Regions from separate parts of the Homo sapiens genome. Here region 2 is linked to region 1. A link is a loop called in an ENCODE intact Hi-C map of the cell type or tissue named here. Cell type or tissue: PC-3. All regions are shown on one strand. Links, peaks and the distances in the headings refer to the core of each region. The heading gives the core; the rest is flanking DNA. Region 1 has its middle 250 kb from the start of TRQ-TTG4-1. Region 2 has its middle 44 kb from the start of TRQ-TTG4-1.

Region 1 (11,483 bases), core at 5,179-7,678:
ATGATGCCAGTCACCAAGCTAGGCAAGACATTTGTCTATCAGCTTATATGCATGTGTGCTGGGATGAGACAATGAGCGTTAGACACATCGTGTGTGTGGTGCTAGTGGAATGGAAATCTGAGTGAAGATGTCCAGGGTCTTGAACACACAGAGGCCCAGGTTATTATGGGTCTGCAGTTAAAACTTTGAGATTAAGTGATATCATTTAGGGAGAAAATATAGAATAAAAGGATCAAAATCCGAAGACGAAATGCTCAGAAATAAACAGAAACAAAGTATCAAAAAAGAAGAAAGATATCCAGGGGAGAAGGGTGATATGGTTTGGCTGTGTCCTCACCGAGATCTCATCTTGAATTGTAACTCCCACAATTCCCATGTGTCATGGGAGGTACCCAGTGGGAGGTAATTGAATCATGGGGGCAGGTCTTTCTTGTGCTGTTCTTGTGATAGTGAATAAGTCTCATGAGATCTGATGGTTTTATAAAGAGGAGGTCCCCTACACAAGCTCTCTCTCTCTCTCTGTTTGTGTGCTACCATCCATGTAAGACGTGACTTCCTCCTCCTTGCCTTCCACCATGGTTGTAAGGCCTCCCCAGCCACATGGAACTGTAACTCCATTAAACCTCTTTCTTTTGTAAATTGCCCAGTCTTGGGTATGTCTTTATCAGCAGCATGAAAACTGACAAATACAAAGGGTATCCTAGAAGTCAAAGGAGAAAAGGATCTACAGGAGGAAGGGGCCATCAACAGTATCAAATCTCACAAAGCAGATGAGAAAACATCAATGTGTCTGTCAATTAGAAGGCGTGAACATCCATTTCTAGGAATGTAAGGAGTTGATGGGCTCTGAATAAATGAAGGCAGAAAGTGCGGACTGCTTTTTCAATATTCTTGGTTGTAATGGGGTGCCTTGCTACAGGGCTTTGGCTGAAGAAATATAGAGGCCTAGCAGAGGAGTTCATTTACAATGAGCTTTCTTATGTTCACAAGGTGTTGAGAAGTCAGTGAAGAGGAAAAAGTTTAAAAATACTAAAGAGGAGTAAATATAGAAGTGATAGGAGAGGATGAATGAACTTGAGATCATCTGTAAATTGAAGCTTCTTTCTCTAAGGCTACAGAGGAAGAAGTGAAGATGTGAGTCAGCCTGGAGTTCATCCCACTTCAACTTCAATTATCTTTGGGACGTGGACAACAGCCTCGGCAGCTAAAAGAAGAAAGTGCAGGGGTGGAATAAGAAACTTGATCAGAGCAGTTAAAATCCATGATCCTTCTGGGGTGAATGGCAGAGGAAACTGACCAGAGGCAGACAAAGGTCTTGTTGAGTAGTTTAAATGGCCCATCTGAAGCCAAAGACCATTAAAATGATCCTGGTACCAAGAATCCAAATGTGTTATTTTCTCTACTATTCGTTAATTCATCTGTAGAAGGAGAAAGAAAACCAGTTAGATTAGAATGATTACAAGATTTGTGTGGTAGAAAAATGGAGGAAACCATTGAAAACAGGGAAGAATTGATTGAAGTAACTAATTGTGAAGTCTGCTCTGAAGTGGGAAGAATGTTAAATCATAAAAAGAACAAACAAGGAGAAAAAAGAAAGGATTAAGGAACTAGAAATCTCAATGATGGTGAAGAACAGGCAAGTGTACTGGACATGTAACATGCAGGAGGAATAGAATGAGTTCATAAAAGGAACTTTACTTTTGGCTCCCACTTACCCTTTAACCTTGCTGGGTAGGGGCAGAGGGTAGAATGTCTTCTGTTTCTGAATGAGCGGGTTCTCAACTCCCCCTCTGACCCTTTTCAGGTAGCAAAAATTTCTTCAGATCCTTTAATTCACAAACAATTCAGTAATAAAAAATATCTGGTTCAACATTAACCCACAATTCAATCCAGCTTGGAAGGTAAGCCCTATCACCCTATCCCCTCCTCACCCTAGGTTAGGGCCAGGCATAGGTAGGCTGCCTGCCACTTGGGGAGGAGGATGGTTTCTTCTCCCCACTGAACTGACTGCTATTTCAGACTTTGCCAGAATGGAAGCAGAGGGTGGGAGGAGAGGTAAGGGATACTCGAAAGTTCTTGACTACTTCTACTTTAGCTTGCCTTTATTGTCTCTGAATCTAGCAAATATTTAAAGCTCATTCTTATCTCCAAGGGCTGTTTTGTGCCTTTGTTAGAGACTCCCCTTCAGGAACCCCCTGACTGCAATTATCTTGATTCACAGAGTCCTCTTCTCTAGCTAACCACCCCTGATTCACTCTGAGTTTCTGTCCCTGCTTTTTGTTGCTTGGCCCCTTATCTGGCAGGCCAGAGTCATCTTTAGAGAAGAAAAGAGAGAGAAAATGTGTGTGTGTATGTGTATATATACACATGCATACACACACACACATATGTGTGTGTATATGTAATAAATATATATGTATATCTGTTTTATGCATATACACTTGCATATTTAATTTCTTCCTATGGATTTCAGTCACTGTCCAGTATCAGTTCTTTCAGCCTGAAAGAGTTTCTTAAGTACTTCAAGTAGGACAGATCTGCCAGCAACTAATTCCCTCAGTTTTTGCTTATCTTGTAATGTCTTTGTTTCACCTTCAATTTTAAAAAAGGAGAATGAACAGGGAGAAAAAACATCATTGAATACATCATTGGGTATAGGATCCTTGGTGAATAGTTTTGCTACATTCAGCACTTTGAATACATCATTCCACTGCCTTCTGGACCCCATTGTTTTGAAGGAGAAGTCAATCATTCATTGTTTGTCATTCCCTTGTATATAATGAGTCACTTTTTTCTTTTTTTTTTTTTTTTTTTTTTTTGCTGTTTTCAGTATTTTCTCTTTGTTTTTAACATTCATCAATTTCACTATGATGTCTAGAAGTGGGTCTTTTTTGTTTATTTTACTTGGTATTTGTTCAGCTTCTTGGATTTGTAAATTGTTTTCATTAAATTTGAGAAGTTTCAAGGCATTTACTTTTTCTTTTACTTTTCTTTTTTTTTTTTTTTTTTTTTTGAGACAGGGTCTGACTTTGTCTCCCAGGCTTCAGTGCACAATCTTGGCTCAGTACAACCTCCATCTGTGGGGCTCAAGCAATCCTCCTACCTCAGCTTCCTGAGTAGCTGGGACTATAGGCACATGACACTATGCCTGGCTAATTTTTGCAGGGTGTTTTGTTTTTGTTTTTTTCTTTTTTTTGGTATAGACAGGGTTTCATCATGTTGCCCAAGCTGGTCTCAAACTCCTGGGCTCAAGTAATCCACCCACCTCAATCTTCTAAAGTGCTGAGATTACAGGCATGAGCCAGTGTGCCTGGCCGCCATTATTTCTGAAAACATTTTTTCTTTATTTTCTCTCTTTCTGTGAGACCTATTATATATATAGATACACTTGATGTTGCCCCTCAGGACTCTAATACTCTGTTAATTTGTCTTCTCTCTTTTTTCCCTCTGTTCTTCAGATATATCCAACTTCAAGTTTGCTATTGTTTCTTTTGCCATCTCAAATCTGCTCTTGAGTCCATCTAGTGAATTTCTTATTTCAGTTATTGATCTTTTTAACTCTAGAATTTTTATTTGGCCTTTTTAGAGCCTCTATTTCTCTCATGAGGTTCCCTATTTTTTGAGTTATTGTCACAATATTTTTCTTTACTTCTTTGAGCATATCTGTGAGAGATGCCTTGAAGCATTTTTCTACTAAAGCTTACACTTAGACCTATTCTGAGTCTGTTTTTATAAACTGGGTTTTGGGTTTTATTTTAGTATGAATCACACTTCTCTGTTTCTGTGCATGTCTTATAATTGTAGCAAGTATAGATTCTGTTTTATTTTTCCAAGTGTTACTTTTTTATTAATTTGCTTGGACATAAACTCCAATGTCTGTCTCCCCAAAAATATGTACCTACTGATGTCTCCATTCTGTATTCTTTTCTTTTTATTTTTCTATTTTACCCTGGCTTCCTAGGTGTTATTCCTATAACTGCACAGTTTAGTAATCAGACAATAATGTAGATTGAGGTTGTGTTCAAACCCCTCAAGCCCATAAGTTTTCCTCCTTCTGTTCATTGATCTGTACATGGGCTGGGAAGTACATTCCAAGTTGCAGCAAGTTTTCAAGTGTCCCTTAACTTATACTTTACGCTAGGATAAAGCTAGGATAAATGTAGTTTCCCAGTAGGCCGAGGATATATGAAAAGTATATCTTAGGACTTTCATAGCTCTTTCTCTTCCAAGATCTTCTTATTAAATTTTTACTAGTTCACTGCTCACCCTAACCAGGACCACAAACCTAGATAAGCAAAGCTACAGGTCCTCCCCATTTATTTTCTACCAAGTTCTTTAGTTTTAGCTGACACAGCTATGGGGTTTTGTCTTTTTTCTCAAATTGATTCTGTCCCCTCTGGCAATAAAGCTGCTGGGTTTTTTAGACAGCACCACACTGGTAAAACTATACTTCTTGTCAACTGTGCTGGGGCAGGAGGGAGGATGGGAGCAGCCCAAGCAAAAGGGCATAGATGTCTGCCTTTCCTTCCCAAAGCACTCCAGGTTTTTAAGAATACATGATTCTAAAATTGTGGTTTACACACTCTGGGCTCTATGGTCAGTCCAGTGCCTGGAAATATTTCATCCTTTTGACAATTTTGTTCAGTTTGGCTAAAAGGATTCACCAATGTTTTTATGCTACCATAACTGAAAATCCCTCCAAGACAGTCACTTTTAAAATGAGTTCAGGCTGACATTACTAGTGTGGTTCCCATACCTGGTCCTTAGGAATCATGCCCACTGGTCTGCAGTTGGAAGGAAGGCAATGCTATCACAGACAGTTCACTCCTAAACCACAAGCTACTGCAGCCTTCTCAAGCATGAGCCAAGCCCCATTAATCTGATTCAAAACCTACAGAGATTGCATATCAATTTCTCAATGTAATCCCATTGGAGTTTTTCATGCTAGACTTGGGATTAGGGGCAATTGCCCCCTTTACACACACTCTCTCGTTTCATAGGTTGAACTCAACAAGATAGCTCACTGCAAAGAAGTCCTCTCCAAATTCTACTTATCACGCCCAATAATAGCCACTTTTTAGATCGTTAAAAAGATCTAAAAAAATCGTGTGGCTTGAGAGTCATTCAATCAGTGAACTGACTTACAATTCATTTTAGAAGGTGTCATCTAGTGTCTTTGGCCTCAATTGAAAGACAGGACAAGTCCCATTTTAATGTCCTGTTATAGGAATAACCTAATGAAATATTTGTACATACACAGGTTGAGGTTAGATGGCAACAAGAGTGTTGTAACATAGGAGCTGCAATATTGACAGCTTGCTTAATCCAAATAGAAAGTGATTCTGCTAATACAGGCACCTTCAATTTAGCTCACCCTTAGAAATGAATTGACATTATTCTTTGCTGTGTAAGAAAACAACTGCCTTCATGCACTGCTCATACAGACAGCTAATTAAATGAAACAAAAGTTGCTACAAACAGAAAGTTTCATTAAGAGGCCCCTGTGGATGATTCAAGTAATTATGTCTGTCAAGGGAAGATATTATAGGAAGGATGTTGTGTTTGGAGAGCACACAGTATTATTAGTGTTATATTTTGGCAGTCTGAGACATCATAGCATCCTTTAATGTATCAGTGCCCTTAAGAAGATCAAAGGAGAAGAAACCTCTCTGCCTGCCTTTTTAAGAGTTAAAAGAGATTTAAGAATGGCAGAGCTTGGCTGTAATAAGTAAGCAAACAACAACCTGCAGGTATCTAGTGATTCCTGTTTATAATTAATTAAGTAAAAGACAAAAGTCATTTCTCTCAGAAGGCAGTGTTTCAATACTGCCAATGTTAGTTAAGAAAGATTTTTTGGTGTCTCCAGCCTCCTTAGGGGTATCTTCAATCAGAAAAAAAAAAGATTTCAAATGAACAATCATGTATATATGTGTGGTGAGGTGTGAAGGTATATGCACATTTATAATAAGTACATTCATTTTCCATATATAGAAATGCAGCTTCCTGCTTAGGTATTTTTGGCATTCACTAAAAACAGTAAGCATGCTGTTAGACAAATTACCTCTCAAGGTCTCAGTTTCTCCATCTGTATAATGAAAGGAATCACAGATGGCAAATAAAATTTTCCTGCTGAAACAAAATGGTAGAGGCTCTATACCATAAAGAAAATGATTTCGAGGCTATTGAGGGCTTAGTAGACAAATGTGCTCTGGTAAATAAGTAATGTCTTTCATGGCCAAAAGATAGGAGAGTGGTAATTTAATTTGCAATTTTGCCATCTCTGGACAATATATCTAAGGGTTCTTTAACATCTTACAAATCTCTAACTCTATGTTATAGTCTGTATTATATCTTCTAGAGCAAGTCAATCTAGTTCATAAACAGAAATAGAACTGAGGTAGGAGACCAGCAGGACTGGTTTTCTGGACACAACCCTGCTAACCAAATCAGGGTCTGGTCCAGACAGGATAAAGTGAAGAAACCAGCAGGAACCAGCAGATGGCGATGAAAGCAATCTCTAGTGCCATGACTATTTACAAATGCCACGACAGCAACCCAAAAGTTACCCCCTCTTTCCATTCTAACAACCCCTAAGTTACTGTCTCTTTCTTAGAAAGTTCCAAATAATCCTTCCCTCAATTTGCATTGACCTGCCTCTTAATTCACATGTAACTGAAAGTGGGTTTAAGTGAGTACAAATACAGTTGCCAAGAGCCCATACATTGATAAATCTGGGTGCACTGCCTATGATTAGAACTTCTCTGCAAGGAGCAGTACTGTTCAACAGAAGATTACTGTCTTACTGGTGATCCGGCTTGCCCTTAAATTCTATCCTGGGTAAAGCCAAGGACCATCCCAGATTAACGCTAAATTTTGGAACCCATCCGTCCTGCAACAGGTTCACTCCATAGAAAATTGAGGATGAAACTGATTTCATTGGTAGGTAGACTGGTCACTCATTTATATGAAGAGATTTGGGGAAGTAGAGTAGACAGAAGTTCCCTTGCATCATTAACAATGGAAGTGTTTTTCGTGGGTCTAGTATTTTCTCTACAGTTTATATGCAATCACTCCTAGGAAATTAACTCATCACACTAAAATGTCATTGAATAATATCAATAAACACGTTTTTATTGCGATATTCACTTTATAAAATGCTTTTATACTCATTTTTTTCTCATGCATAGTTGTTATTTCATAATAAGCCTGTAAGGTAAATATCTTTATTCATATTTCAGGTGAAGAAGTTGATGCCAGTGAGGTTAAGTGAATCAGTTGCTCAAGACTCCCCGGCTATACAGATAGTAAGGGTTAGAGATGGGACCTGAACCCAGAGTACTTAACACTAAGTCCAAAGAGGTTTTTTTGATTGTTTGTTTGTTTGTTTTTGAGACGGAGTCTCGCTCTGTTGCCCAGGCTGCTGTACAGTGGCGCGATCCACATACAATAAAAATGTATGTGTTTATTGATATTATTCAGTGACATTTTAGTGTAGTGAGTTAATTCGCTGCAAGCTCCACCTCCCGGGTTCACGCCATTCTCCTGCCTCATCCTCCTGAGTAGCTGGGACTACAGGCACCTGCCACCACACCCGGCTAATTATTATTATTATTATTTGTACTTTTAGTAGAGAGATGAGGTTTCACCATGTTAGACAGATGGCCTCGATCTCCCGACCTCGTGATCTGCCTGCCTCAGTCTCCCAAAATGCTGGGATTGCAGGCTTGAGCCACCATACCTGGCCTAAGTCCAAAGAGTTTTACACCACATCACAGCTAATCCTTCACAGAAAGTAGTGTTCAATAGGAAGAAGAGAAATGGCGTAATAGAAATAGTTATTCAAGAAGGCAGGAATGGAGGAGGCTAGTGGTGGTAGAGTCAGATGTTTAGGAAAGAAAAGAAAAATCCAAGCCTCAAAGCCACACATTACTGACTCTCTCCTTTATATCTCAACATCCTTCACTCTGACTTTAAAACTCATATAATCCACAACCATTTCCACAAGGAGAACTGTTTATTTTTACCCCCACGCTCCCACCCTGCCCAAATCTACTCTTTCCACAGTTTTCTACATACTATTACATGGTATATTAATTTGCTAGAGATGCCATAAAACATTACCACAGACTGCATGGCTTAAACAATGGAAATTTATTTTTTCACAGTTCCAGATGCCAGAAGTTAAGATCTAGGTGCCATCAGTGTTGGTTTCAGGGCTGTCTTCCAGGAATGTAGTTGGCTGCCCTCTTGCTGTATCCTCATATAGCTTTTCCTTAGTCTGTGAATAGAAAGAAAGAGATGTCTGGTGTCCCTTCTTCTTATAAGGACACCAGTGCTACTAAACTAGAATCCTATCCTATGACCCCATATATCCTTAATTTTACCTTTCTGGAGGCCTTGTATCCAAATATAGTCACACTGGGATATAGGCTTCAATATATGAATTTTGGGAGAACACACACAGTCCATAACAACATGGAATAGCTTTTCAATCAGTTATTCCGGTCAAAATACTAGGAGTTATATTTTGAAGGTAGATAGTTTGAATGTGAGATGTTTGGGAAAAGAGGAGTCAAGGATAACTCCTAGTACACCACTGACTTCTCATCACCTCCATTGCTATGACCAAAGACCAAGCCACCTGCCCTCTCCTGGACTACTACAAAAGCCTCCTAACTGGTCTTCCTGCCAAAGTGGTCATTTAACCCTCTAAATCAGATAACTCCTCTTTTTAAAACCATCAGTGACTTCCCATATCCCTTAGAATTCAATCCAAACTCTTCCTAGTGTTGGGAAGGTATTGACTAATCTCCAAGTAACCTCCCCCTTGCTCAATGGTTTCCCCAGCCATCCTGCTTCTCTTGCTAGTCCTCCAACACTCAAAATCCTTCCCATGCCAAGGGATTTGCCCTGACTCTTCTCTCTGGCTAGAATGCTGAATTTCCTAGAACTGCTCACAGCTCACCCTTCACAACAGTCAGACCTCTACTAAGGTTTCATCAACTAGGAGGCCTTCCCTGACCACACCAACTGAAATAGCCCCCAGCATTCAAACTATCTCAACCACACAGCTCACTGTCTGCAGCTACAGGGCATCACTCTTCCAGAAAACCCTGGCTCAGGAAGATAAAGTTGCAGATCACGTGATTGTTTCAGGAACTTCCCAATGTCCATTTATCCAAACAACACTAGCTTTCATTCAAGTAAACTCCTTTTCTCAGATCAACAGATTGCTCATCTGGGTTCATCAAACATGGTTTATTTCATGCACATCCGTGTGAAGAGACCACCAAACAGGATTTGTGTGAGCAATAAAGCTGTTTATTTCACCTGGGTGCAGGTGAGCTGAGTCCGAAAAGAGAGTCAGCGAAGGGAGATACGGGTGGGGCCCTTTTATAGGATTTGGGAAGGTAAAGGAAAATTACAGTCAAAGGGGGTTGTTCTCTGGTGGGCAGGGGCGGGGGTCACAAGGTGCTCAGTGGGAGAGCTTCTGAGCCAGGGGAAGGAAATTCACAGGGTTAATCACTCAGTTAAGGTGGGGCAGGAACAAATCACAATGGTGGAATGTCATCAGTTAAGGCCGGGCAGGGCCTTTTCACTTCTTTTGTGATTCTTCAGTTACTTCAGGCCATCTGGGCGTATACGTGCAAGTCACAGGGGATGCGATGGCTTGGCTTGGGCTCAGAGGCCTGACATTCCTGCCTTCTTGTACTAATAAGAAAAATAAAACAAAATAGTGTTGAAGTATTGGGGCGGCGAAAATTTTGGGGAGTGGTATGGAGAGAGAATGGGCAATGTTTCTCAGGGCTGCTTCAAGCGGGATCAGGGGCGGCGTGGGAACCTAGAGTGGGAGAGATTAAGCTGAAGGGAGATCTTGTGGTAAGGGGTGATATTGTGGGGTTGTTAGAAGCAACATTTGTCGTGTAGAATTATTGGTGATGGCCTGGATATGGTTTTGTATGAATTGAAAAACTAAATGGAATAAGAAAAGGAGAAAAACAGGTATAAAAGGACTAAGAATTGGGAGGACCTAGGACATCTGATTAGAGAGTGCCTAAGGAGGTTCAGCATAGTCCTGCCAGCAAAGATTATTTATTTACTTCAAGAGTTTAGAGTGGCAGTTTGGGGATAGCACGAGGAGATATCAGCTGTGATGGCTTGGAGAAACAGTGTAAACCGGCAGTGTAAACAAGAGCAGGGCATGTATGAGTAGTTGAGAACGGCAAATAGGAGTATGACTAGACAGAAGATAGTAGGGATGACAAGTTATTTGGGGGCACAGTCTAAGTTGGTCGGGTGTCTGGAATGAGAATGGGACCTAATAAAAAGAAGCGTCTATACAGGAGCTTAAATGGGCTGTACCTTGTAGCATTCTGAGGACAGGTCTGACTTCTGAGGAGGGAAAGTGGTAAAAGTATTGTCCAGTCCTTTTTAAGTTGGTGGCTGAGCTTGTTGAGGTGTGTTTTTAATAGACCATTAGTCTGTCACTGAATACTAAGAGCCTGAAAAACTGCTTGGCTGATTTGACTAATAAAGGCTGGTCTGTTATCAGACTGTATAGAGGTGGGAAGGCTAAACTGAGGAATTATGTCTGACAGAAGGGAAGAAATGACTGCAGTGGCCTTCTCAGACCCTGTAGGAAAGGCCTCTACCTATCTAGTGAAAGTGTCTACTTAGACTAAGAGGTATTTTAGTTTTTGTGACTCGGGGCATGTTGAGTAAAGCTAATTTGCCAGTCCTGGGCGGGGGCAAATCCTCAAGCTTGATGTGTAGGGAAGGGAGGGGGCCTGAATAATCCTTGAGGAGTAGTAGAATAGCAGATGGAACACTGAGAAGTTATTTCCTTGAGGATAGATTTCCACAATTGAAAGGAAATGGGAGGTTCTAAGAGGCGGGCTAGTGGCTTGTACTATAGCATAGCCTGCCTTTGCTGATGTGTGGCGATTAGGCCTGGTGGAACTGCCATCAATAAATCAAGCGTGATCAGGGTGAGGAACAGGGAAGAAGGAAATGTGGGGAAATGGGATGAACATCAGGTGGATCAGAGAGAGGCAGTCATGAGGGTCAGGTGTGGTATCTGGAATAATGTGGGAGGCTGGATTGAAGTCCGGGCCAGGAACAATGGTAATTGTGGGACTTAACAAAGAGTGAGTACAGCTGAAGGAGCCAGGGAGCAGAAAGTATATGCATCAGGTATGAGGAAGAAAATAGATTCTGGAAGTTATGAGAAATGTAGAGAGTGAGTTGAGCATAGTTTGTGATTTTGAGGGCCTCTAAAAGTATTAAAGCAGTGGCAGCCACTGCACGCGGACATGAGGGCTAGGCTAAAACGGTAAGGTCAAGTTGTTTGGACAGAAAGGCTACAGGGTGCGGTCCTGGCTCTTGTGTAAGAATTCTGACCGCACGAACCATGCCTAGGAAGGAAAGGAGTTGTTTTGTAAGGGACTGAGGTTTCAGAGATTAATCGGACACGATCAGCAGGG
Region 2 (11,483 bases), core at 5,673-8,172, 210 kb before region 1:
TGAAGGACATCAAATATTTCAAAAAAAATTTAGCCAATGACTCTTTTATTGACAAAAATTACAAAACAAACACTATTACTATTCCAACAATTTTGAAAAATTTGTAAGACTGAACTGCATAGCATCATTGCTAAGAGACAAGAGTTCCTAATTTTAAAGAGTTTCACTGTGTGCCTAAGTTTACTAATTATTTCACCAGCCAATTACACAAACTAACAATTCAAGAGATTATAAAATCAATGTAAGATGAGAAAGGGAAGGAAAAAATGGTGTTTGTAAAAATATACACAATTATTCATAAAGGACACATTGGCTATTTTCAGTAGAACATTAAATACATTTCTTTTGCTTATTGTAAAAAACTTAGTTTAAAACATCTGCCACTTTGCATGAACCCAGGAGGTGGAGGTTGCAGTGAGCCGAGATCGCGCCAGTGCAGTCCAGCCTGGGTGACAGAGTGAGACTCCATCTCAAAAACAAACAAACAAAAAAATCTGCCAGTTTGTTTTATTTGTTATGTGTTTTCACATGCTATTGTTAAAACAAAACCTATCTAATTGTTTATAGACTTTGCAATTTCATTCTCATTAACTCTGTATTATAGTATGAGCAGTTTTTATATTATCGGATATATATAATCATCCTTCAGTACCTCTGGGGGACTTTGAGACCTCCTGTGGATACCACAATCCACAGATGCTCAATTCTCTGATGTAAATATATATATGTATACATGAATAGTTTTTGCATATAACCTGCACACACTCTCCCATATACTTTAAATCATCTTTACATTACTAATAATAACTAATATGATATAAAGCCTATGAAGTAGTTGTTACACAGTATTGTTTAGGGAATAAAAATAAGAAAAAAAATCTGTATATGTTCAGTGCCAACGCAATTTTTTCGAATATTTCCCATCTAAATTTTGTCGAATCTGCAGATGCAGAACCCACCATTGACTGTACCCAGAAATAAGCAGGCAAAGGCAAACTGGCAGAAATGAGCAACTTGGGCATGACTGTCCAGCTCATCCCTTAGGCAGTTGAGTATGTTTTTGTACTAATTTGTTCCAGGGCATCTTTAAGTGTTAGCCCCATATAATCCTGGCTTTAGAAAATTCTTGTATACCCACTGTCAAGTGCTAAATTAGGGGGAACATACAGCTAGAGGAATCAGACAGACCTGGGTTTATATTCCAACTCTGCCACCAAAGGTCAATCTAAACAAATCATTTGATGTTGGGAGGCCCAGCACCCTTATTTGTAAGAACAATTAACAGTGCCTAGCTGGGAGGGGTGTTGTGGAATCAAGTTAGTGTACTGCCACATCTAGCTGTAGTGTCTCTCACAGACATGGTGCCCAATAAATGGTAGACTGTGGCAGTAAACATCGAAACAGGTTGTTCTACCAAGTTTACCTAGTTCCTTCATTCTAACTTCCCAAATGGTTATCTAAAATAAACAATTCTTCACCAGTCTCCTCTTGGCTTAGTCTCTTCCTTTTTAAATGAATGATATTATATGGGGGTTCCACACATGCATGGCCTGTGAACAAATGAATAAATAGAAATGCTGTTACTCTTACATTGATCTGAGTTTTTAGTATCCCCTTTCTCGAGTTCTTTGCCTCTAGCTTTCTGTATCACTCTACTCACCATCTTGTTTGGTTATTCTTTACCCATTTAGATAAAAAAACAAGTCTGCGTTCTTATTTGAGTCACCCATTACTAAATTATTTATGCATATTTCTTGTAAGTGCAAGAAAATGTCTTTATTAGGTGTTAATTATTTTAAAAATAGTTATTGTTATCCTCAATGATTTCTTGGTTATGTTAGGGTCTTTCAGCAATGAGATGATATATGCAAACTATCCAAGAAAGCATGACACAGATTAGAAACTCAGGTGACAGTGAGTTGGTCCCGTCTCATGCTCCCATCCTACTCTACTAAATGAATTCTTACTCTGTACTATATTTTCTTTTCGGCTGATATTTCCTCCAATAGATCGTGAGTTCTCCCAGGGCAGGGTCTTTGCATTTAAAGAGCCCAGAACAGAATCTAGCTCATATTAGGCTTTCAATACAAATTTGTTGAAAAAAATCAAATGTTTTACCAATATTTTAATTACTATCCCTTTACTAATTTTACAAAAAAAAAAAAAAAAAAAAAAAAACAACCAAAAACAAGAGGAAGAAAACTCACTTCTGCCTCTCATCAGATTTCTAAATAGCTAAGCTGACTAATTCTACATTTGGCTGTTTACACTAAATTGATGAATCCCATTCATACAAAGAGGTAAAACAAGATATTCATGCTTGGTCTAAAATACTCCACTTAATCAATGTAAAGGAGTGGTCACCTGGCCATGTCCAGCCTGAAAGAAAATTCATTTATTGTTATTTTAGTCAAGTTCAAAGCCCTAGGATTCAAGACTCTCTGTATTCTGTCAGCAGAGGTAATTGCCCACTAAAGCCAGCATTCCTACTGAGCTGCCTTTAGTGATGCCAACAGTGAAACTGGGGGAGTCAGCGCTTCCCAACTGAACTAGTTCAGAGAACTTAGGTAAAAAATTAATTTAGAGAATCCTCAGTGAGCTGAAATAAACCAGGCAGAGTTAGGAGATCTATCCCTTTGGCAAGGAAGCAAAGAGCCTCTGCCTTTTCACCTAGGTCCAAGCTTCCACACCAAATAGAATCCCTGTATAAAAAATCAAATTTTGACCTAATGCATCAAATATTCCAGTAACACTAGAGCTGATTATCACCTAGCAACAGTGTGCACTGCAAAATAAATTACCAAACAGGCTGTTCTTGGGGATCCATTCCCTACTTACAATGCCAAATAGCATATTTAAATGTATTTAAATAAAGCTCATTCTAGAATGAATTTAAGTACTGTACAAAAAGGCTATTTCTGTGATGACTGGCAGATGGACAGTTGTAACAATGCTTTACAAATTTGTTTCCTTGCCCATAAAAATTTTGTTCAATGACACTTTCTGATGAACCATTATCATAACTACTTCCTGACTATGTCAGAATTGGTCTCTGTAACGAAGACAATGTTTTCTTTCCTTCTCCTGATTTTATTTATTGCAAATGACATATTGTCACAATGGAAAGAACACTATCCAATTTCCCTTTAGGAAGAAAGAAAAAGAGTCCTTGTGGCAAGTTTACATCAAGGTTTTCAAAAGGTCATGGTGTGCATTTTGTGGATAACCTAAAGAATCAATTGTTAGAAGGTAGAGGAGAAGTGATTAATTACTTCTGTGGAAGGTGTGAAATTGAGACATGCCTCAGAGGAGGGCTATGAGAAAGTATCTTCCCTCCCACCACTTTGTAGAGTAAGTTGCATTAAAATATTTCCTGATAGGCAAGAAACGTTATGAAATATAAAACTAAACTTCTCAAATGTTCATGAAGTGAAGCAGGAACTTAGCATTTGTGAATGTTCATGCCCAGGAAAGGCAGTGTATCCTTCAAACAAACATTTATTGAGCATCTGCTGTGTGCTGAACATCTTAGTCCCCATGAACATATAACCTTGTGAGGAATATGCGAGCACATACTGACAATGAACTACACCATTGGCAATAAAAGAGGTACGTACGAGAGGCAATGGAATCACAGAGAAATTAACGCTTCAGGTTGTCCAAAGTAATTAGAAAAGATATTATTGGATTTTTGATTCAGTACTTCTTTTTTTTCTCTGAAACCCTGACAAACAGCTCGGACTCATATCTGTATAATCCTTGCCACCACCAAAATCATTTTGCTGTACCCTACATGCAGACCAATTCTGTGCTGAGTATCAGGGTAGATTCTCCTCCCACCTCTTCTTTTCCTTGGGCTCACCAGTCCTCATCATGGAGTGACTAGAGGCTTAACTCTCTGATTAACTTTAGGGCCTAAGATGAAGGGCCAAGGATGTCGCTAAGCTATTTTTAGTGTATGCCAGAGGCCAAGGCCATCAGCGCATCTTTGCCATTCGTTTATGGCCTAGCCCAGACCCTAGACATTTGAGATCAAACTATTTTATTTCTTCTTTCAAGAGATATTTATTGAGCTCTACCAGTGCTGGGCTGTATTCTAGGAGCTGAGGATAAAGTAGTAAAACTAACAGAGAAAGCCCTTGCCTTCCTAGGAAATTGAGGTGGAGATAGGTGAATTTATTTGCTGAAAGTCAGATTGATGTCACTGGCAGAATCAGCTTAGCCCCTCTACGTCTCTTAACTTACAGAAATCATAAAGGTATTTTTCTACTGTTATAGTTTTGCTACTTTCAAGTTGATCTTGAACACTCAGGATCCTGAAACTGTGTGTGTATGTATGTTTATGTATATTTGTATATGAAGGAGAGAGAGAGCACACAAGCACATGTGGTATACACCCAGCTTCATGGATCCTGCCAGGCTTATTCAATTCAGCCCACTGCTGATCATAATCTTATGTATGAGATAGTCCATGTCCTCAATAATGTTATTTAGGTAAATTTTAGATAGTACCTTTAAACACAGTAAGTCCTTACTAAATAGTTACAGAATAAATGAATGGACACATGAAATGTGAAATGCCTGGGTAACAATTTACCATGACTATACTAATTGTGCAGCATCATCCATTAAGACAAACAATTCACAAATGGTGAAGAACCCCAGAATGAGGATGATATGAGAAAGTGAACCCTCTAATTTGGAAATGTTCTATTTCCAAAACAGGCTCCCTTCTAGTTTTTCCACCAATTATTGAATTGGCTTGGCATAAATTGATATTGTTCCCAAACCCATTTTCAAATTTAGCTAGAGTTTCTGAAAGGCTGCCAACGCTCATTGTACACAGCAAGTGCACTCTCACCCCAAATGCCTGGACTGCTGCACAGCAGGAGACTCAATCACTTCAGCTGTTTAGCAATCAATGTGAATTACTCTCTGCCATCAGTGCTGATTGCGAAAGTGGCTGAAATGGCCGGGACTCACGCACACATATGCTCAGCCCAAATTTGCATATATTTTCCCTCTCAACGTGCCTCTCAAAGCTTCTTTGTTATTAATAATTAGTCTTTATTACAATCTGAGAGATTTCATGTGAAAAAATTTATTCCACTTGCTAAAATAAGTGCAATATTTTGAATTTCTAATATACTCTCCGTGGCATTTTTTTCCTCTCCTTGCCATGGTTCTGGGGCTAAATTATTTCTGTGATGTCTTATTTCTCTTGGGCCTCCTTTACTCATAAGCAGGCAAGCTTTAACTCAGACATCCACAGTGTATATTCAAGCCACAGTGAAAATTGTATCTAATTTATTCTCTGAAATGTAGAAAACAATATTGGGGAAGAAGCTAGAAATCAAAAGGTAATAAGGTTTGAAGAACAATTCTGCCACGGCTGTCAGAATGCTGATAAAAGGCAGACTCTCTTGATAATCAGCCCTTTTAAAGTCAGAAGAAGGAAGAAGACAAAGGCCTAGTCCTCTACTTTGCTTTCCCAGTGACTGAAAGGAAACTCTAACAAAGAGTCAGACTGAGGCTTCAGTGCTCAGGATGAAGGCCTGTGTCATTTGTGATAAATCTCATGCTTAAGTGTGAAGAATTGGCACCCTCTTGCAGATCAGAGCCAGAACCTCCACCATCCCACACCCTCTCAAGGATTTCCCTAATGACTGCAGGGCCTCATTGGAAGCAGGGGAAGAATGCTTTTGAAAAAATTTTCCTATGGTGAATAGTACTTGGAACAGCATTTGTACTTTTGATAAAACATTGCACTAAATAATCTTTATAAACCCAAGGAATGTCCATTTGTGCAGCAATCAGTAGTAAATTTTAATTTTATATTATTTAATTTTATTTGTTTTATGCTTAATGTTTTGAATTATATGTTTATTATATTTATTGTATGGTTATTAACAAATATATATGTATTTATTTTTTTTAATAGAGAAAAAGTATTGCTGTATTGGCCAGGCTGGTCTTGAACTCCTGGCCTTAAGAAATCCTCCTGTCTTGGCCTCCCAAAATGTGTTAATATATTTTTATATTAAAATATAAGAAATGCAATGGGGAAAGTGGATTATTTTACATTGGGTTCTCCATAGGCAGAGCCAGAGACAAGGATTTGAGTGGAAATAGTTTATTTGCAGGGTGATTCTAGGAATCACTGGCAAAGGAGTCAGAAAAGAAAACTAGGATAGGGAAGAAACCAATATGAATGGGTTAATGAGCAGGTACCACTATGGGCAGCCAGGGCTCTGACTCCTCTAAGACTCTTCGGAAAACATGGCTTAGAGTTCTTCTATCTAAAAGTCAAGGAAGTTGGGGTACTTACCCACCGACATCTATGTTATTATTGGCAGAGGGATGCTTCCAGGGATATTAGTACCAAGGAAATTTGGACCCGAATTTCATACAGGATGAGTACACTCCTGTAGCAGAAAGCAGAAAGTTAGAGGTGCCACAGTAAGAAGCTGTGTGTGTGCATAGAGACGTGAATACTAGGGAGAGATGGGCTGGGCATCAGTAGCATCTCCACAATAGGCTGGGTCCAACTCCTGGTTGGGGAATCATTTTCTGCAGGCCACTGATTGGATAGCACAGGAAAGGAAGAGTAAGAATTCCATCAAAGGATCAACGGGACTGCAAAATTGCAACCCTCTTGTCCTCTGTCTTCTACAGTTATTATAAAAAGTGTGTCCCAAAAAAGAAAGAAAATTATTGACAATTGCATGTAAATAAGAGAAATGCAAAAGCATTCTCCCAATATGTCCTGCAGACAACTTCCAGTTCTGCTGCCTTCCCAAGCAATTTGGTCCTAGCTCATAATGATAATGTATTGTTTTCTACCCTTTTACTTTTCAAAGTGTTCTCACTCTTATTAACTTATTTGACCTTGAGGGGGCAGTCTGGTCATTCTCATCTACACTTTCACAAGAGAGAGCTAAAAGCACATAAATATCAAATGAATTTCTCAATAGCGCCATGGTTAGAACTTCAGTCCCAATGAATATGTATGGAGCATTTATATTCCAGAAACTGTGCTTAATTTGGGGGACATGGAATTCAATAAAACATGGCCCTCATTGTTGAAGAAGTCACAGTCTACTGATGAAAACTGATGTATAAAAAATTTAATAATAATGTGGTATTCACAAAACAGATGTTTATGCTTATGTTTATTTAGTAAAATGCTGTGTGAATACTGAGTTAGCAGGTAAATCTTCCTGGAGGAGTTAGGCATGTGTTATCAGTCAAGATGGGGTAGATTGTGCTATGGCAACAAACCAGTCCAAACTCTTATGGCCTTAACAGAGCAGAGATTTATCTCTCACTTATACAAATTCTACTATAGTGTGGTCTGGTCACCCACCTGGGTAACTGTTCTCTATATGGTGACACACTGGTCCACGGCTGAGGGAAGATTTGCCACTCGGTAGCTCCATCATCTTGAACACATGGCCTCTTCAATTGATACTGCAAGGGAAAAGAACATATATAGAGTCATGCATGGGCTCTTATGTGTTTCCAAGCAGAAGGGAACAGTGAACTTCTCACACCGTATTGGCCAAGTCACATGGCCATACCTAAGTTTAAGGGAGTAGAGAAGTACAGTCTTTTATATGCCTGGAAAGGCAAAAGAATCAAAACTATTGGTAAGAAGCATAATCACTTTCTAAAGGAGATCATATTTTAAATAGACAAATAATAATTGGGGGAAAAGTACTTTTGGCAGACAAAGAAACCTGTGTAAAGGCACAAAGATATGACATGGCCTGATGTGTTCAGAGATTCAAAGTTCAGAAAATTTCAGGAACTTGAAGGCAGAAGGTAAGGCTGGTGAGGTTAACAAGAGCTAGATAATTAATGACTAAATTATTTTGGAATTTATCATCGTGAACCAGCAGCAGTTTAAAACCATACAAGACACATGACCAGCTGCCATTTTTTAAAGAAACGTCCCATGTTAATGAGAAATGACTATATTGTGGCACATCTCAGCTAACACACATTTCTAAGAGTATCTGAAAGCTACAGAAAAATCTAACAGAAGAAGTATTTGGGTGTGAGAGCAGCAGCAAGTGTCATGATAGATTCAGAGTGCTGGAATCTCTTATACTTACCCAATACTCATTCCCAAATGATGTCTTGAGCACATGGGTATCAAAGCATGCAAGTATCAATGAACATAAGCAAGATCCTCCCTTCATTTGTCATTGGAATGGCAGAAACTTAAGTGCTATCTTTCCCGTATATCCTTGTTTATGATATTCTTCTGGGAGTCTACAGTCTTTTCTTTCCTATCCCATGAGAAAGTACGAGGTTGTAGGTATTTTTCCTGTTGCCAGACTTAAATAGAGTAGACCAAACTTTTCATGTAAAAGATAGACTCAGGAGAGGGGTGGAGCAAGATGGCGGAATAGAAAGCTTTACTGACCGTCCCCCACTACAAGGACACAGACTTAACAACTATCTACACAAAAAAACAACTTCGTAAGAACCAAAAATCAGGTGAGCACTCATAGTACTTGGTTTTAACTTCATATCACTGAGAAAGGCACTGAAGAGGTAGGAAAAACAGACTTGAATCAGTAATGTCACCCCTCCCCCAACATCCGGCAGCGAGTGTCATGGTGCAGAGAGCAATTCTCCGTGTGGGGAGAGGGAGAGCACAGCAATTATGAGGCACTGAGCTCAATGCTGACCCATTATAGCAGAAAGAAAAACCAAACCAAATTCAACTGATGCCCGCCCATAGAGTGAGCATTTAAACAAGCCCTAACCAGAAGAGAATTTCCAATCCCAGCAGCGAGAACTTGATTTCCCACAAGTCTCATCACCATAGGCTAAATGCTCTGGGGCCCCAAATAAACCTCAATGCTGAGCTAGCCTCACGTCTGACCCCTAGGGTGGTGGCCACAGGGCTGCTTGTGTTACTCCACTCACAGTTCCAGGTGGTTCAGAAGAGAGAGAGAGAGAGACTCCATTTATTTGGGAAAAAGGAAGGGAAAAGAACAAGCACCTCTGCCTGGTAATCCAGAGATTCTTCTGAATCTTACCCAGGTCATCAAGGTGGTACCTGTATGAGTCTGTAAGAACCACAGTGTTAATAGGCTTGGGGTCCCCACTAAAGCAGATACAGCTTAGATCACAAGACCCAAGTCCTTTCAAATATCAGTAAACCCTTCTGAAGAAGGATGGGTACAAACAAGCCCAGACTGTGAAGACTACAATAAATACCTAACTCTTCAATACCCATACATAGATGAATGACTACAAGTATCAAGATGTTCCAAGAAAACACTACCTCGCCAAATGAACTACATAAGGCACAATGGACCAATCCTGGAGAAACAGATATGTGAACTTTCAGATAGAGAATTCAAAATAGATGTTTTGAGGAAACACAAAGAAATTCAAGATAACACAGAGAAGGAAATCAGAATTCTATTAGATAAATTTAACAAAGAGATTGAAATAATTAAAAAGAATCAAATAGAAATTCTAGAGATGAAAAATGCAATTGGCATGCTGAAGAATGCATTAGACTCTTTAATAGCAGAATTAATTAATGAGAAGAAAGAATTAGTGAGCTTAAAAAAAGACTATTTAAAAATACACAGTCAGAGAAGATAAAAGAAAAAAGGATCAGAAACAATGGAGCACACTTAAAGGATCTAGAACATAGCCTCAAAAGGGAAAATCTAAGAGTTATTGAACTTTAAGAGGAGGTAGAGAAACAGATTGGGGTAGAAAGTTTATTCAAAGTTTATTCAAAGGAAAATTTGATTATTCAAAGGAAAAATAACAAAATAACAACTTTTCAAACCTGAGGAAGATATTAACATCTAAGTACAAGAAGGTTATAGAACACCAAGCCAACTTAACCCCCAAAAAACTACCTCAAGGCATTTAATAATCAAACTTCCAAAGGTGAAGGATAAAGAAAGGATTCTAAAAGCAGCAAGAGAAAAGGAACTAATAACATACAATGGATCTCCAATATGTTTGGCAGCAGACTTTTCAGTGGAAACCTTACAGGCAAGGAAAGAAGTGGCTATTTAAAGCTCTGAAGGAAAAAAAAACTTTTACCCTAAAATAGTATATCTGGTGAAACTATCATTCAAACATCAAGGAGAAATAAAGATTATCCCAGACAATCAAAAGCTGAGGGATTTTCATCAATACCAGACCTGTCCTATAAGAAATGCTAAAGGAAGTACTGCAATCAGAAAGAAAAGGATGTTAATGAGCAATAAATAATCACCTGAAGGTACAAAACTCACTGGTAATAGTAAGTATACAGAAAAACACAGAATATAATAATGCTGTAATGGCGGTGTATAAACTACTCTTAAGTGGAAAGACTAAACAATGAACCAATCAAAAATAATAACTACAACATCTTTTCAAAACATAGTACAATAAGATATAAATAGTAAAAACAAAGAGTTAAAAAGCAGGGGGATAAAGTGAAGGTGTATAATCTTTATTAGTTTTCTTTTTGCTTGTTTGTTTGTTTGCTTGTGCCAAGAGTTTTAAATTGTTATCTATTGCGGGATCTGGCCAGCAGCCCGCAATGCAACAGGGCTTTCTCTTCCTTCCGAGGCGGATCGGCAGGTCGAGAAATAATAGACACACACAAGATAGTGAAAGCTGGGTCCAGGGGGGTCACTGCCTTCTAGTCCCACGATGCCGCCAATGCACTGGATATACTAGCATTTATTATTAAGTTTAGTGAGGGAAGGGGTAGGTTAGTGAGGGATTTAGGGTCATTTGATTATGAGGTGAGATGGTCACATGGGGTTGAAGTAATTCTTTAACATAACGCATAACATCTATATGTAGAAGTACAGTATACAGAGATAAGAATTTACAATATAGTGTGTGCATCAGTAATTTCTAACAGAGCCTTAAAACAGAAACGCAGTCTTTCCATAACCTATGATTAGCAAAATATTAATCAGCAGTAACAGTTGCAGCAAAAGCTAGTTACAAACAATCCATAGAAACAGGACGCGAAGCTAGACAACTAGTTAGACCAGAAATTCTCAGAAGGGAGTATGCCTTAACCCTAAAGAGGCCTAGAAGAGACGTGGCAAGATAAGGGCATTTATAGCCCTATCTTATCCATATGAACAGGTGCCCCCTCATTCGTCCATTTATAAGCTCTCCACAAGGGTCACATTCCATTCCCAGAGCTATGAACATCTGTTTTTCTGGGATAGGAATCTTGGTGATGTGAAACCTCCCTGACTACACGTCTGTTCATAGGCTCTCTGCAGGGGGAGGCACGTCGCTCACTGTTGGCTCATTCTGGCAGTCCAACCTGGCATTGTCTTTACACAATCCTGCATGCAACTTTGTATTTACAATAATTAGGAACATTTCATCTTTTACCCCATAACAATAGTTTCAGGGGGTCTCCCTACAGTTATCAGCTTAAAATAAAGGGTTACAAGATAGTATTTACAAGCCTCATGGTAACC

Evidence for each region. Peaks named below come from ENCODE experiments on the same cell type or tissue, not always from the same donor. Only the 100,000 strongest peaks of a DNase experiment are listed, where the experiment ranks them.
Region 2: it touches region 1 in a loop (6-fold over the local background); 5 of 110 quality-filtered maps call a loop at or near these places.

The regions. Positions count from the first base shown.
Region 1 is chr6:144,926,637-144,938,119 of GRCh38, reverse strand. No RefSeq gene overlaps it. Among named protein-coding and RNA genes, the nearest start is that of TRQ-TTG4-1, 250 kb to the left of the region's middle. In PC-3, for the core only: CTCF peaks have their summits at 6,317 and 6,517 (motif pointing right); a DNase peak (open chromatin) is centred at 6,459; H3K27ac peaks cover 938 bases.
Region 2 is chr6:145,133,052-145,144,534 of GRCh38, reverse strand. No RefSeq gene overlaps it. Among named protein-coding and RNA genes, the nearest start is that of TRQ-TTG4-1, 44 kb to the left of the region's middle. RefSeq lists an enhancer at 7,658-8,857. In PC-3, for the core only: CTCF peaks have their summits at 6,700 and 6,899 (motif pointing right); no DNase peak of the experiment used is centred there.